2 separate regions of the Mus musculus genome follow, and region 2 is linked to region 1. Evidence: chromatin loops called from intact Hi-C (ENCODE). Cell type or tissue: gastrocnemius. All regions are shown on one strand. Links, peaks and the distances in the headings refer to the core of each region. The heading gives the core; the rest is flanking DNA.

Region 1 (7,801 bases), core at 1,469-6,468:
AGCACTGACTGTTCTTCCAGAGAACCTGGGGTTTATTCCACACGGAGGCTCACACTCTAGTTCCAAGGTTTCACACACCCTCTTCTGGACTCCTAGCGGGATCCGGGAACACAAATAGGGCACCACTCACAGACAAAACACCCAGACATAAAAACTAAATAATAATAAAAAAAGGACACCAGGCTCTGAGCGAGCACGAGTCTGTATCACTCCCTCCTGCCTTTGAATTTAATGAAAACCACTGCTTCTGGCTCTGTTTACCACAACTGTCTTCATCACCAGGATAGCCTGCATTACTGTATCACAGGGGATGGTCACCAAAATAAAGCTTTCCTTCCAAAAAAAGGAGGGGGGGGGGCAGAGAGAAGTGCTTGCCACCAGGCCTGCTGATCTGAGTTTGATTCCCAGGGCTCACATGGGAGAAGGGAAAAAACCATGCTCACTCTTGAGGTCTGCCTTCTGCTGGAGGGCACCAACACACTAGATATAAGGGCTTGGTTAATTTCTAAGTGTTCGTCTCCTGACTTGGAGGTTTTTTTGTTTTGTTTTCCTAAGATGAAGGAAAAATTGGGATATAAAAAAACTGTGGTCACTGGGAGTGAACAAAAGATTTAATAAAGGCTAAGGGAGATGGCCCAGCTCTCTGGACTTGTGTGCTCCACTGCCTTGAGTGACACAGGCTCTCCTCAGCACTGATCGGAAGAACACAGGCACACTGACTACGGAACTGGAGACCTCACTAAGAAGGAGTCTGAAGCAATTAGAAGGGAACACCTTCCACACTTGAGAGCAAGAGCAACTTCTAGGAACTCAGCCAGATGTCATAGCTTCCAGGGGGCTCCGGCCTTTCTTGTTCTTCTCACCTTGGTCTCTTCTTTTTCCCACTTTCAGAAGATGTGTAAGCACAGGTTGTTTTTTTTTTTTTTTTTTCCCCACTCAACTCGTGGGAAATGTCTCAACTGCATGGTAGAGTAATAGAATTCTAGGAATAGGCAGGCCTCCACAAAACCTCAAGAGTACTTCTATGGAGCGAAGCAAAAGAAGCAAACGTTGGCATTTGACACCAGTGACCCGAGGTACAAAGACAGACCTTAAAGGGCCACTCTGGTGGGTTCTCTGCTCAACATCCCATTTCCTTCAAATTCACCTCAAGTCTCCCAGCTGCTTCCTGAAAAAGCAGAACTTTAGGAGACTCTGGTCTGTGCTCTAACCAGATAGAAAGGATAATGGGTGGTTCCTCCGTTATTCATAGGAAGGGATTTAGAATCGGCCTTCCAGGCCTGTAGAATGACCCCCAGCAGTCCCTGAAGACCCTAATGTCCAAGTTCTTAGATTTCTATGCACTCCCTTGGGCCTTGGGGCAGGATTCCCATTCTCTGCCTCGCCATCTCCCTGGAATTTTCCACTGCAGCTGCCTCCGCTCCCAGACACCCCTCCCTGGGCAAAATTCCCGGCTCCCTCCGCCTCCCCTTCCCTAATCACACCTCATTCCCACCCCCAGCCTTGAGGCCCAGCCCACAGTCCAACCCACTCCCCAAGGTCCGTCCCACACCTCACTGCAACCCTGGTGGTCCCATCTAAAGAAATGGGAAGATAGGCCCTTTATGAGAGGGTAAGCCCCCTTTATGAGAGGGTCTCAATCTCCTTCCTAGGCCAGAGTGAAAAGACAGTGGTGGGGCTCGTCCCCTGTGGGGCGGGAGTGGGGGGAGTGGCCCTCTTCACATCCCCTTATAAGGCAGGGCAAACAGTTAGAATCTTGGATTGGCTGATTCAAATGAGCATTCCACCTGGCAACAGGGTTTCTATTGGCTCTCGGGAAAAACAGGAGGAAGGTGGATGGAGGTTGTTGGTGGCGGTGATTGGAGGGGGGAGGGGAGTGGAGGTGACCGGAGTTGAGGGCGGTTACCAGGGCAACAGGGTAAGAGCCCAGCAGGGTGTCCGAGACAGCAGGCGGGGCTGGGAGGTGGAGTAGAGAAGGCAGAGAAAAAAGAAGGCGGGAGGGAGAGGAAAGAGACCAACCCAAAGGGAGCGAGGCTTGGGGGGGGGGGGGCGTTATGGGGTGAGGGAGGGGAGATAAATGAAGCAAGAAAGGGTACAGAGATGGAATATGGTGAGAGATTGCTATAGACATCAGTCACTGAAGTCTGAGAAGCGCATTGAAAAGGGGAAATGGAGAGATCTCAGAGAAAAGGTGGACCGAACCCTGCCAGGAAAAACCAGGGTGGGGCGCAAAGATTTATGAGACGAAGAAACTGAATTAAGAGTCAGAGAAACCAGGAGATGTGTATGAGAGATCAAACGATGGTGTGTTGACACGCTCACATGCTAAATGATGATGGAAGACCAACAATGGCTTCCCTTTTTTTCTAATTGGGGGGGGGGGTCGGGAAGGGGCAAGATGTATTGCTCAGGATGCCCTCAAACTAATGGCAATCCTCCTGCCTCAGCTTCCCAAGTGCTGAATAGGTCATCTGGCTAAAGGTGATGTTTTTTATTAAGGAAATAAAAATGATTAGGAAAAGGTGAGGGGTAATAATGACAGATCACACACACACACACACACACACACACACACACACACACACACACACCCCAAAGACAATCTTTTCCCAAAGCCCAGCCTTCTTCTTCATCCACCGTTCGGGCCTCAGACTGACAGGCCAGCCCGTCTCTTTCTGAATCTTAGGGTTCTCAAAAAATTATCTAAAGATTCTGAACCTAGGGGTGAGGCGCTGAGGACAAGGAACCCCGTATCTGGGCCCGTGTGTGCAAAGGACAATTGAATTCAGAAAGACTGGGGGGAAGACAGAGAAGAGCTACGAGAGGGAAAATGTACAAGGACAATCGGAAAGAGTTGAAAATTAGCTAAGTTTATAGGGCCAGGTGATAATCAGGTAAGAAAACAGTGTTATCTGGAGCAAAGTAAATTGAGACATAAGAGATGTAGATGGTTGTAAGGGAGGGGTCTCGGTCTATATGAATGAAGAGGTGAAGAGAAACACAAGAACCAGGCAATTAAGTGAGGTGAGACAGGTAAGAGGAGAGAAGAATAAAGAGGCAGACGAGAACATCAGAGGGCCCCTCACATCCCCCGAAACAGACTGGAAGGAACCCGACAAGGACCACAAATGTCAAGTCCAGCCGAGAGGCCCAGGCTGTCCTTTGTACTCTCACTTTCCTCCTCAAGGCCACCTAGAGAAGGCGGACAGGAGCGAGAAATGGAAGTGGCTCTGCAGCCTTCTTCCTCTCCTTTCAGCTTTTGGTTTCTCAAATACCTGCCCAGCCTCTACATCTACAGCCCCACTCCCTGCACCCCCACTTTAGCAAAATCCCAGGGCTAAAAGGAGGAGGTCAGCAGGAGTCTGGCCAGTCCGCCCCCAGGAGCCAGACTCCAGCTTGCAGGCAGTAGGCTGGCATTTGGAGCGGTGTCTCCCCGCAGGAACCCCACCCCTTCCCACCTCCTCGCCCCACTCCGCTCGCTCCCGAACCGTCAGTCTCTCCATTCCCCCGCCCGGTCTCGTCCTTCCTCCTGTCCCGCTCGCTCTCCCGCCCTTCGCTTTCATCCTCCTATCCCCACCTCTCCAACCTCCTCTTTCATCCCCCTCCCCTCTCCTCTCCTCCCCGCTCTCGCCTGCCCCACCCCTGGGAAGCCCCTCCCGTCGGGCAGCGCCGCCTTAAAAGCGGGTTCCCTTCCCGGGGGCGGCAGCGGCTGGTCGGCGGCAGCTCTGCTGGTGCGGGGGCGGCGAGCAAGACCGAGCGACCGCGACCGGAGCGCGCCGGCCACCGCCCGCATCGTCCTCCCGCCTGCCCGCCCGCCCGCCCTCCGGACGGCCGCAGCCCTGCGGGTCTCTGCTCGGGACCCACCCCCGCCCCACCCCGCGCGCCTCTGCCGCCTCTTGCAGCGAGCCAGCTTGCCGAGCGGCCGTCGCTGCCGCTGCCGCCGCCGCCACCGCGCCAAGTTCCGGCCGCGGCCACCCTCCGCCGTCCAGGGCTCCTCCGCCTCGGCCCCGGGACCCCGGCTCCCTGCCAGCCCCGGCCCCGGCACCATGTCGGAGAAGAGCGTGGAGGCAGCGGCCGAGCTGAGTGCCAAGGTACGGGCAGGGGCGGCGGCGGCGCGGCACCCGGGCGGCCCCGGGATCGGCGCGGTCCTTCGCGCCCGGTCGCCCCCGACGGCCCCGAGCGGCCCTGGCGCCCGGTCCCCGCGGACCCCGCTGCGCCCTCCCCCCGCTCGGAGCCCGGCGCTGCCTATCCCGCTCGGCACCACCGGCGCCCTCTAGCGGCCCAGCGCGCCGTGGCTCGGGCCTCACCGCCCGGCCTGCGCCCGGCCCCGCCATCCCCACCCCTCTCGTGCCCTGCCTGCCGCGCCCGCCTCTGCCCGGTCCGCCTTCTCGTCGGAGAGCGGCGCCTCTAGCTTCCCGGGCCCCATGTCCGAGCCGAGCCCCCAGGTCTCTTGCCACTATGACCTCACCTTTCCTCTGCTAAGCGGTTTGGGATCCTCAAGTGTAAACAGGACTCTCCCGGGAGGCTACTCCTCGGCTCCTCCCCTTGCCGCCCGACCGTCTGTCCTCGTCCCTGAAGGGCTGCTCCTCTCCACCCCCCCTTTTTAATTTTTAAAAAAATTTTTTGCCCATCTTCATTTGTTCTTCCTCTACTACCGATTTCCATTTTTTTTCCATTATCGCCTCCCCTCATGTTGAATTTCTAAAAATCAGAAAGACGGAGAAACGAGCCTTCGAAAAAGCTGGAGCTCAGCATCGCCTGACCATACGTCAAGCTATCTTTGCTCTCAGCAGCTGCCTTTCCCGGCCTCATCCCTTTGCCCTTGTCTCTCTTTCAGCCTTCCTCTAATTTCCCCAGGGAAACTGCGGAGTGCCGCTTAGGGAAATTAATGCGGCCAGGCTTGGGGGCTGGGAGCCCAGTCTTTTTTTTTTGGGGGGGGGGGCGCAGTATAGTTCTCGAGGTCCAAGTGGAAGGAGGGAGCTGATAGGATGAAAGGCAGTGGGAAGAGGGGACATGTGAGATCTGATAAGGTGTGCCTGTGTGGCCCTCCGGTGGGTTGTGCGGTGGCATGTGACTTCACCGAGTAGGCGTCTTTGTATGTCTGAGATCCAGCGAGTGTGTGGGACCGCCCGTGTCAGTTACATGTGTGCATGCGGAGACTGACTGAGATGTCCTGGAGGCATGTTGTTGCTTTGTGAGTGGCTACAGTGTGCTCCTGTGAGACTGTGCCAGAATGCCCAAACATTGGGCCATGTGTCTACAGAGTGAGTGGGTGCTCCCCTGCAGATGTGTGAGTTGGTGTTAGCCTGGGTGAGCTTCTGTGCCCCTGGAGAGGCCAGAGAGCTGCTTAGCAGCTGGGGGCAGGTCACATACCCTCCTGGACAAGAGATCATGGAAGGACAGTGACCAGGACAGGACCCAGGAGGAGAGGGGCCAACCCTGTGGACTTTGGTCTCTGGTATTCTCTCTCCCTTCCCCTCACCCCTCCATCAACCGCAGTAGAAAACTCAGGCCAGGGCCTGGCTCATGCTAAGCTGACTTAGTTCCTGCCTGGCCCGGGAGTGTATGAGAAAGCCCACCTGGTAATACAAGTGCCCAAACCCACCATGTGACAGAGAAGGAACGACAAATCAGAATGAGGAACCATGTCTGGTGTGAGAGGGTCCAAGTGTTTTGTGCTCTTCCTGAAGGGAGAAGGGAGTGGAGTGTCCTCAGGCCAGTCATTTTGGCACCTCTTCTACCTCAGTCTTGTTCTAGAAAGGACACGTACCTCTGGGGTGATCTACTTAGGAGAACTCCGGCCCACTTGGGATCGTGTACACAGAGTTGCATACTAACGTTAGATAAGAGCGGAGGAGAAGGTGGCCCCTGCCAAGGAGACATGGGATCTGTATGGGGTTGGAAGGCTGGTGTGTCCAGAGGGGCTTACCCACTGTCAGAATAGAATAGGACCTGCTGGGCTTTTGGAGTGAAGGCAGACAGCCTGGTGGGAGGGACTCTGGGCAGGTAACTCCCACCTGCCCGCCCGCCCCGGCGCACACTTGTTTGTTGTGCTTCCTCCTTCCTTGGCGGCAGGAAGGTGGAGCGCGCAGGGAACGCCGAGACTGGTTAGATTGGGGATAGAAACCGATGTGGGAACACGTTAGGGTGATCGCCACATCCCTGTGCCGTTAGGCCAGGTAGGAACAGGAGGATTAGGGAGACACAGCAGGGAAACAAAGACCCCAGAAGCTGACGGAGAAGCTGGGAGTGATGCCCAGGAGAGAGAGTACTTAGGCAAAGGCCCCTGAGGTAGACAAAAGGCAGAGCGGGGGCAAGCAGAGAGGGTGAGGGGGTGGGGCAGCCAGGCTGCCAGCAGATGGGGGATTTGCTTTGTGGAGCTCAACTCTTAAGCCAGGGGAGGTTCGGAAGAACTTGATGGGGTGGGAGCCTCAGCGACTCTGGCCACTTATCATCACTTGCCCACATCCCTGGGGGCCCTAGGGGACAGAAGTCTCTAGTATCAGCCAATTATGGCCCATATCTAAGGACCGGAGGACTCCAGTTGTGTCTCAAACTATGGCCACCTTCACTTACTACCTTTGACCTAGCTGCAGAGTTGGAAGCACTCGAGGGCTGTCTGTCATCCTTGCTGAGAGAAAGGTGACCTTCTGTCTTGCAGGACCTGAAAGAAAAGAAGGACAAGGTGGAGGAGAAGGCCGGCCGGAAAGAACGGAAGAAAGAAGTAGTGGAGGTGTGAAGGCAGCAGGGGGAAGATGACTGCGCTTGCCCAAACATCCTTCCTGCCCCCCTACCTTCTGGGGGTGCTGGGGTCCTGCCATTCTCTCGACCTCTTCTCATTCCTTCCCTACCCTGAGACTCCTAGGCCCCTTTACCACCCAGTGAGTGGCAGCACAGCTGGCTTGACATCCATCACCCCTTGTCTTGGTCCCCATAGGAGGAGGAGAATGGAGCTGAGGAAGAGGAAGAAGAAACTGCAGAGGATGGAGAGGATGATGATGAAGGGGATGAAGAAGGTAGGGATGGGTAGGGAAGGCTGGGCTGCAAAGTTGAGACACAAAAGAGCAGAGCCAGGGAGCAGTTGAAGACTGGACACTGGGATAGAAAGGGGTGGGTGTGGGTGTACGCGCGCGCGTGCCCAGAGCCTCCCAACCTTCCCCAGTGACTTGTTTCTGGCTCCTCAGATGAGGAAGAAGAGGAGGAGGATGAAGGCCCCGTGCGGAAGAGAACTGCTGAAGAGGAGGTTTGAGCTGGGTTGGAGCCTGAGGGGCTGTCAGGAATATATCAAGGGCTGGGTGGCCTTTGGATTTGGACCCAGGTCCTTGTGGGTAGCATGGATAGGCAGGGGCCAGAGCAGGGCCAGCAGGAACGGGGAAGTCTCCTTTGTACAGCTACTTCAACTCTTATCCTCTCCACAGGATGAAGCAGACCCCAAGAGGCAGAAGACAGAAAACGGGGCGTCGGCATGAACCCCTGCCCGTGGGCTTGGGGATGGGAGGCCCCTCAGGTCCTGGAGGTGGGGCGGGAACACACAAATCCAGCCCCCTTTCTCCTGGCTCCCTGCTCTGGCCCTGCCCCAGAGCTGTGACCCTTGTCCTTTGACCCAGCCTCTCATTTCCATCTCTCCAGACACTGCTCCTTCACCCTCACTGCCACCGGTCCAGCTCCTGACCCGCCTCATCTGAGCTCCCCAGCCAGCCCTCACTTGCCCTAGCATTCTTGTTCTTCTTTCCTGCCTTCCCTCACCATCCCATATGTTCCGGTCCCTGCGAAGCCTCTCCTTGCCCTCTACACCCCGAGC
Region 2 (7,801 bases), core at 930-5,929, 160 kb after region 1:
GCTCCTCGTTTTTTTTCCCCCTTCCAGCACCCCTATATGGCCCCGGGGGCTCGCTACACTTCTCTGGGGCTGCTCTCTCAGAAACTCCTAGGCTTTGGTCAGGGCTATTGTGGCTGTAGCCACCATTCCTAACCCTTGTCTTTTCTTTCCTCCATCCTAGCTAGGTGCCTTTTTCTGACAACATTCCCAGCCCCCTTCTGGTACCAGGTTGGATTGGGTTACAGCTAGCTCTGCTTGGGCCTCCAAGGCCCCTCTCTACTTTCCTTTTGTGCCATTGCCTGGAGACCAGGTGATTGTAGGGGGCTGGGGCCAGAGAGGGAGCTGGGGTGAAGGATAGGGGTGGGGTGTATATTTAATGCTCCCAGCAGCTGAGCTGTGAGCCTGGTCTTGGGTACCAGAGGAACTGGAAGGTGTAGTGCTGGCTTCTTTTCCTAGTTCCATGCCTTGTCCTTCCCTAGGCCTACATTTTTCTTTTAGGCTTAGATAAGTTACCATCTTGGCTGTTGCCTTAGCGGCTAAACAAGGGTAGAGGTTGAGTCTGGAAAGGATTGGAAAGGTCCTAGGCCAGGCCTAGTGGGAAACTAAAGGAAAGAGAGGAAATGCTATGGGGAGAGGGGGGAGGGAGGAGGAGTCTCAGAGCAAAATTAGTTGGTACAGGGAAGGAACTAGGTCTATCTTAGAGCACAGAGAAAAAGACGTGAAGGGTACACAGGAGAGGACCTGGTCTCTGGGAGGCCCTGGAAGGGGACAAGCAAATGGGTATGGGGGTAAAGTGAGGCCCTGCAGAGGCAAGGGACTTCACAGTGGGGTGATGGGATATTTGTTCCTAGAGGAGCCAAGCATTCTTGCTTGGTCTCCCTAGTGCTTTGGAATCTGTGTAGAGCTTTTGGGTAAGTTCAAGAGCTTGGCTGAATCTGGCCTAAGGAATGGTGGTGTAAGACCTACTGGGTGGCTACTAGGCTAGCCGTTCTCCTCCCTTCCACAAAGGCAGTTTGCCCACTCAGTGTCCCCCACTCCACCCACTAGGTCTGAGCTAGGCTGGCCCCCTACAAGCTCTCTACCCCCACCTCCAAATCTGGTGAACTACTAAGGGCTCCCAATCCAGACTCCAGCTCCAGCTCTTCCGGGCTCCCAGCCTGCCTCCCTCCCTTTCTCTAGCCTTCCCAATTTCAGCTGCCAAAAATCACCCTGTCTCTAGTGTCCTTTGTCCTGAGAGATGTTGCTGCTGGTTTGGGGCCAGAGAAGGAGCCCAGAAGAAGGCACCACTGGAGTGATGGGGGTGCTGACTTCATGGCTGTAGGTTGGGCATGGCTGGCACGCTGACTGGAGAAGAGTTGGGAGGAGCATGCTGTAGTCTGTGCTGGGGACTACTTCCATATTACAATTGTTATGGGGAACCTGGGCACCCTAAAATGTATGTAGGTCCTTTCCACCTAATCCCCCACTTCATCCCTTCTGTGACCATGACCAAAGATGCTACTAGTAATGACTTCAGACTTGAGAAGGTCTAGTTCAGGAACCTCGAGAAAATGAAGGGCCCAAAAGTGAAGTGCCACCTCTTAGTTACCTCTTCCACACTAGGGCCTGGACCCCAGTCTGTCACTCCTCCAGGGTTCTCCCTCCGTCTCTAGCTCCTCTCTTTTCCCATCACTGGCCCTCCCACCACGTTGCCACAAAAGCCCTATTTATCTTGTGTTTCCTTCCAGACCTCTCTAATTCATTCTCCTCCACTTTATTTGCCAAAGGAAATAGTTCTTAGTTCGATTGGAAGTCCCCACATTCATGTTTACCAACCCAGCCCACCCCAGTCTCCCTCTAGAATAGGCATCCTCTGCCCTCCACCCCTCTTCTGAGACTTCTCATGCCTTCTCTCCCACAGAGGGATCTCCGGACTTGCCTCCAGCTTTCCTTCATCATTCCCAAATTCTTGTGGTTTGCATTCTTCTCAACACCAATCACTGCCTTAAACGCTTATCTCTTCCAGAAACACCATTCTCCTAGTACGTCTTCATCCTTTCCCGCCCAGGTCCACAAACTTCCATCGTAGGCTCTCCAAAATAGCTCCTAAACCCCTCCAGCCTCTACTTCTGGCCCTTCCTCTCCATCTTTCCAATACAGTCCCATTATCCAAATCTCTACTTCATAATTCCCCAAACTCCACCTACTTCACCCCTGCCACAGCCCCTCTTGTCCCCAAACTTCTCCAGCCTCCCCAGGTCTGCCTTCGCAGTCCACAGCCCCTCCCACCCAGCCCTCTCCCGCGCGGGGCCCGCGAGCTCCCCACGCTCTGCGCAGCGAGGCCCTCTCTCTCTGCGCCCCGGCCGGCTTCGGCCAACTCGCCCGGCGCCTCCCCTTCCCCGATCCTCCGCCCCCCGACTGCCGCGCGCTCCCTCCCTCGCGTCTCCTCCGGGCCCCTCTCTCTCCTCCGTTCCTCCGCGCTCCCTCCTTCTCCCTCTTCCTCCCTGCTCCCATCCCCCTCTCCCGAGCGCCCTCCCTCCGCCGTCCGCTTTCCTGTGCGAGTCGCCGGACGCGCCGCCCAGCCTGTCCGTCCGCCCGCAGCCCCGCGCCCGACCGGGGCCTCGGGCCAGGACGCGTTTCGGGGTGGCAGGCCTCGGGGCGGGCTAGGGGCGCGCGGCACCAGCGGCGGGAGGGTCGGGGGTCGCGGGCCTCGCCGGGACCGCGAGTGCGGGCGGAGGCGGGCGGTGCGGCGGGGGCGGGCGCGGGCGGCGCGTTCCGGGCGGGAGGGCGGGCGAGGAGCGCGAGAAGCCGATCGGGGCTGCGCGGGGAGCCGGGCATGGGGGCCGCCCTCCGGGGGGGCCGGGGCCGCCGCCGCCGCCGCCGCGGCAGCGACTGAAGCCGCGCTGTAAGGAGGGGCGGGGAGTGGCCGCCGCCGTCCCCGGGAGGCGCCGGAGCCCGACCGCACTCGCAGCCAGCCAGCCGTCCCGAGCTGCTCGCAGGTAAGGTCCGCTGCCGCCGGCCCGGGCCGCCCCGTTCCGGCCCGCGGCTCCCCGCCCCCACCCCTCCCGGTCCCCCCTCCCGCCGCCGCCTCCATTTGTTATTTTCCCGGTCGCGTTCCCTCATTGCGGGCACGACCGGGCCCGAGGCTGGGGACTCAGGGGGTGGGGCCGCCCGGAGGAGGGACGCGGGCCTGGGAGTCGCGAGCTCGGGAGGTGGGGGGAGGAGGGTTTTGGGAGGAGGGCTGACGGGGCCGAGCGTCGCCAGGACCAGAGCCTAAAGGGGAGGAACGCCGAGGTGGAGACTTGGCGGAGGTAAACCGGGGGATGCTGTGCGGGTGGTTCGCGGAGAAGGCAGGACGGATCGGAGAGATGGCAGCGAGGTGGGGCGTGAAGGCTCCAGTAACCCCACAGGCCCAGCACCGGGTTTCCAGGTTGCGGGTCTTGGGAACAGGGAAAGGGGTGTGGTAGGTGGTAAAATGAGGGTTGTAGCTGCCGAGACGGGGGATTGAACCTGGGGGGAATGGAGATGAACCGGGAGAGGCCCAGCTTTGAGAAGACCGACGTTTTTTGGGGTGGAAATGGGAAGGCCATATCTTTTGTGACTCAGTTTTCTTTCCCCCAATCCTGGTCACCTCTGACCCCGTTTTCCTAATCCCAGACCTAGTTACTTCGTGAAGGGGGGGCACTGAGTCTTGGTAGTGTGAGTCCTCCTAACACGAATAAGAAAGGCAGGGATACTGAAGGGAGAATTGGGAAGGTTGGGAGGATGGGAAAGAAGAGAAGATTGGGCAATCATATAGGCATTCCAAGGAATTGTGACCTCCACCCTCACCCCCAGAGCATTGGCTGTCCCATAGGAGGACTTCCTTACTGCCTTGATCTCAGAGATCTCTTTGTGCCTGGGGTAGGTTACCCTAAAGCTCCCTTTCCTGAAAGGTTGGAGTTGCTCTGGCAACTAAGGTGGTAATAGTGGCTGCCAGATGGACCCCTGGGATGGTCTCTTGGGGGGCACTTTTTTTTTTTATCCATTTTGTTGCCATGGTAGTGAGACAGTGGGAAGTCCAATAGGTGGGGATTCAGTATGTAGATTGGGCCTCTCTCAGCCTGTAGCTTTGTCCTTGGTGGGTCTCCGGGAGATGTTTCTGGTGTTGCCCCAAGTAGGGTTTCCTAAGGAGGCATCCCTTCTCCTCCAGAAGTCTATTGGAACAAGTAACCCTGTTGCTTGCAGGTCATTCCTGCAAGCCTCTACCTGGGTATGGTGCGAAGATGAAAATGTTGTTGTTCAAACTATATTGTCTTGGGCTGGGGGTAGCTCAGTAGCAGTGTTATTTCCTAGCATGCATACAATAGGCCCTGGGTTTGAGCTCCAGAACCAAAAACAAAATAAAAAAAAAACAACCAAGTTACATCACCGCGGGCAATTTCTGTCGGCCTCTACCACTCTTATTGTCTTATAAATGGTTGACTCTTTAAACTACTTTATCTCCTTGAATTCCTCTTTGGGTCTCTCTTCCTTCTTTGTCAGTTCTCAGGGTGACCCTTTCATTCAACTGATCTTTGGCCTTTTTTTCTGAACCTACAAATGTAGCGTAGCTCTCCATGCCTGTCTGGGTGAGGGTGGCCCAGGGGCGATGGCTATGAGAGAGGTTAGAGCAGAGCAGGATGCTCTGGAATGGGGGCTGGGAGACCGATGTCCCTCTGTGACCTTGGGCAAGTCACTTCTCTTGTCTTTGCGCTTCACCTTCTTGGTGTGATGAGATGGCCTCTAGTTCCTGCAACAGACCTGGGTTCTAACCAGGCTGCATTATCTGCTCCTCTGTGCTTTATGGATGTCTTGGTCATTTTCACCTGATTGTTAATGTGGCAGGTCTAGAATGGATTTGGGGTGGTTGGTGATCCTGGAATACATCTTGTAAGCTCTTCCCAGGAAGTCTGTGACATGGTCATTTTCTGACATTCCTGTCATATTTGCTCCTTACTTTTTAAAAATTTAATTATACGTATGTATTTATTTTGTGTGTGTGCTACAGTGCACATGTGCAGGTCAGAGCGTGACTTGAGTTGGTTCTCTTCTACCATGTGGGTTCCATGGTCCAACTCAGGTCATTGGTTTTAGTAGTAATCTCTGTTTGTTGTTTTTGAGATGGGCTTTTAGCCAAAACTGTCCTTGAACTCACTGCCTAAGGAAATGACCTTGAGTTTCCCTCTATTTGCAGTCCTGAGATTGCAGGCCTGGACCACACCCTGTTTTATAAGGTGCTGGGGATCTAACCCAGGCCTTCTCGGAATCTCACCTCTGACCCACACCCACTTCTCTTAGTTTTCTTCCCTCTGCCTACCCATGGACTCTTTTCTGATTTCTTATTTCCCTGCCTTCCAAGTTTTGGTCTTCCTTGCTTTCTTTTTGCCATAAGGTGATGAGGGCAAATGTGTGTTGTTGTACATGGTAGGTGCTTCTAAGTGTTAGACAGAGACAGCCTTCTAAGTGTCTAAGTGTTAGACAGGCAAGATGAAGCGCCACGTGGCCAGTTGGTTTTAGAGTCCCACTGTACCTGTGTTAGACTTAACCTACGATCTGACCCCAACCTCTTCCCAGTTCCATTCCTTCTTCTGCCGATCCCAGGAACTTCTTCCCCATTGAAGACTGTTTTTCTTTCAGATTTCAGCTGACTAAAAAAGGTAAGAAGGTGATTGCTCTGTTCTCCAACAAATTTTGTTGTAATTTTTGACCTTTTGGGTCTTTTAGGATCCAAACTAGCTTGGTGACCAGGCTCTGTGATGAGAGGAGACTGTCACTAGGCTCTAGGGGTCCTGATAAGGAAACTAGCCACAGGTGGTCATCTCTGTTATCCTTGTTACCGTACTCTCTTCTGTTCAGTACTGTTCTTTGGACATTTGCTTCTTCTCCATCCTCTTGTTTTTCCATCTGTAGTTTTATGTGTTGAGAGGATTTCATGAAACTTAGACTGGCTTTGAACTTGCTATTTGCCGAGAGTGGCTGGTCCTGCCTTCACCTCTCAAGTGCTGGATTTCAGGAATGCGTCCCGTGTCTGGTAATGCATACTCTGTTAAAAACCAATCCACAAACTATCTAGAAAGTGTAATTGTAGCTATAGTTGAAGTACACTAGTTTGCAGGGCAAAGCATCAGTTGAAAGTTTGGACTTGGGGCTCTGTCCCATCCATTTTGTGCCCCCTTAGGAATAAGTAGTTAAGTTTCCTGGAAAGGTTAGACTCACTGGTTCCTCATTGCCTGCCTCAGTATGGCCCAGGGGTGATGGACAAAGAGTAATCACCTTGTGTTCCTTAGAGAAAGTACATGTAAAAATGTCATTAACCTGTACCTGCCAATTCAGAATGAGTGGGTAAACTGAGTCTGTTCTTTCCAAGGTTCCCAGCTAATTAAAAAAACCTGCTTAGCCCAGGGTATGCCAGTAATTTCAGCACTTGAGACCCTGTCTCAAAAACACAAAACAATAACAACCAAAAAGATCTACTGACATTCACGTGGTTTGACAACAGTACACTTGACTGGGTGAGGCGCTCCTGCCGAGCCTGAGATGGAAGATTCTGCATTTGTAGCCTGCATAAGGTGCATAGGGTGATTCTGTCTCAGATATGGGCAAGACCCCGTATGTCTGTACATGACATCAGGAGAAAGTATAAAAAGGAAAACTATGACAATAGCATTTTTCACTCTTAAAATATCTTACAGGCTGGGGCTTGGTAGTGCACACTCCTGCTCTCAGGAGGCAGAGGCAAGCAGATATCTGTGAGTTCAAGCCCAGCTTGGTCTATATGTTTCAGAGAAGGAGGTAAAGATAGAGAGAGAGAGTAGAGTGAGAGGGGACCGGAGAGGTGGCTCAGTTGTTTAGAGCACTTGTTGCTCAGTCAGAGGATGCAGGTTTTGTCCTCAGCACCCACATGATAGTGCACACATCCTAACTCTACTTCCAATGAATCTGCTGTCCTTTTCTGACCCCCACAGGAACCAGGCACACACATGGCACACATACATTCAGGCAAACGTTGATACATAGAAAATTAAACTCAAAAAAATTATGGGTAGTATTATGAAGTAGTTTGGCTCTTAGCAACTAGAAATACAGTTCAGTGTGCTAGCCTGGCACTCTTGAGGCCCTGGCTCAGTGCTCAACACCAGGTAAGCCTGTAATCCCAGCACTGGGGGAGTGGAGGCTGAAGTACAGATGAGAATGGCTGGCTGTGGAGACACAGATGATGATATCCGTATTTGTACTGCTAGATACAGATAGATAGGCTGTTGGTGCCGAGTGAGAGTACAGGCTTCAAATCTGTAAATCTGCATTCTATGTTCACTGACACTTTGTCTCTTTGTAGTTTTAAAATATTTTGAGGGCTGGAGAGATGGCTCAGTGGTTAAGAGCACTGACTGCTCTTCCAGAGGTCCTGAGTTCAATTCCCAGCAATCACATGGTGGCTCATGACCCCGTCTGTAATGGGATCTGATGCCTTCTTCTGGTGTGTCTGAAGACAGCTACAGTGTACTCATAAATAAAATAAATCTTTAAAAAATAAAATAAAATATTTTGAGTTGGGCTAGGCTGTGGTGGAGCATGTCTTTAATCCTAGCACTGACAGAGGCAGGTGGATCTCTTGAGTTGGAGGACAGCTTGGTCTATACAGAGAAACTCTGTCTCAAAAAATTGAGTTGGGCTGGTGAGATGGCTCACTGGGTAAAGGCACTTGCCATAAAGTCTGACAACTGGAGTTTGACCCCTGGGTCCCACGGGGTGAGAGGGGAGAACTGACTCTTACAAGTTGACCTCTGACCTCCACACATCATAGCATCTGCACACCTCTCCC

The links. A loop is a pair of places that touch in the nucleus more often than their neighbours do. Peaks named below come from ENCODE experiments on the same cell type or tissue, not always from the same donor. Only the 100,000 strongest peaks of a DNase experiment are listed, where the experiment ranks them.
Region 2: it touches region 1 in a loop (2.7-fold over the local background); 1 of 42 quality-filtered maps calls a loop at or near these places.

What each region holds. Positions count from the first base shown.
Region 1 is chr6:124,913,850-124,921,650 of GRCm38, reverse strand. Ptms (parathymosin) reads left to right here and starts at 3,705. Exons shown (of 5, transcript NM_026988.2): 1 at 3,705-4,091; 2 at 6,662-6,733; 3 at 6,938-7,016; 4 at 7,185-7,243; 5 at 7,419-7,801. The coding sequence starts at 4,047. The coding sequence ends at 7,469. It overlaps A230083G16Rik (RIKEN cDNA A230083G16 gene), which reads right to left and starts at 4,788. Exons shown (of 2, transcript NR_152158.1): 1 at 4,469-4,788. It overlaps Gm38896 (a long non-coding RNA gene), which reads right to left and starts at 2,061. Exons shown (of 2, transcript XR_869424.3): 1 at 1,553-2,061; 2 at 913-1,022. In gastrocnemius, for the core only: a CTCF peak has its summit at 4,285 (motif pointing left); DNase peaks (open chromatin) are centred at 5,017, 5,527, 6,013, 6,358 and 5 more places; H3K4me3 peaks cover 4,799 bases; H3K27ac peaks cover 4,744 bases.
Region 2 is chr6:124,751,452-124,759,252 of GRCm38, reverse strand. It overlaps Atn1 (atrophin 1), which reads left to right and starts at 2,766. Exons shown (of 10, transcript NM_007881.4): 1 at 2,766-2,957. In gastrocnemius, for the core only: no CTCF peak of the experiment used is centred there; DNase peaks (open chromatin) are centred at 1,200, 2,449, 2,883 and 3,181; H3K4me3 peaks cover 3,619 bases; H3K27ac peaks cover 3,166 bases.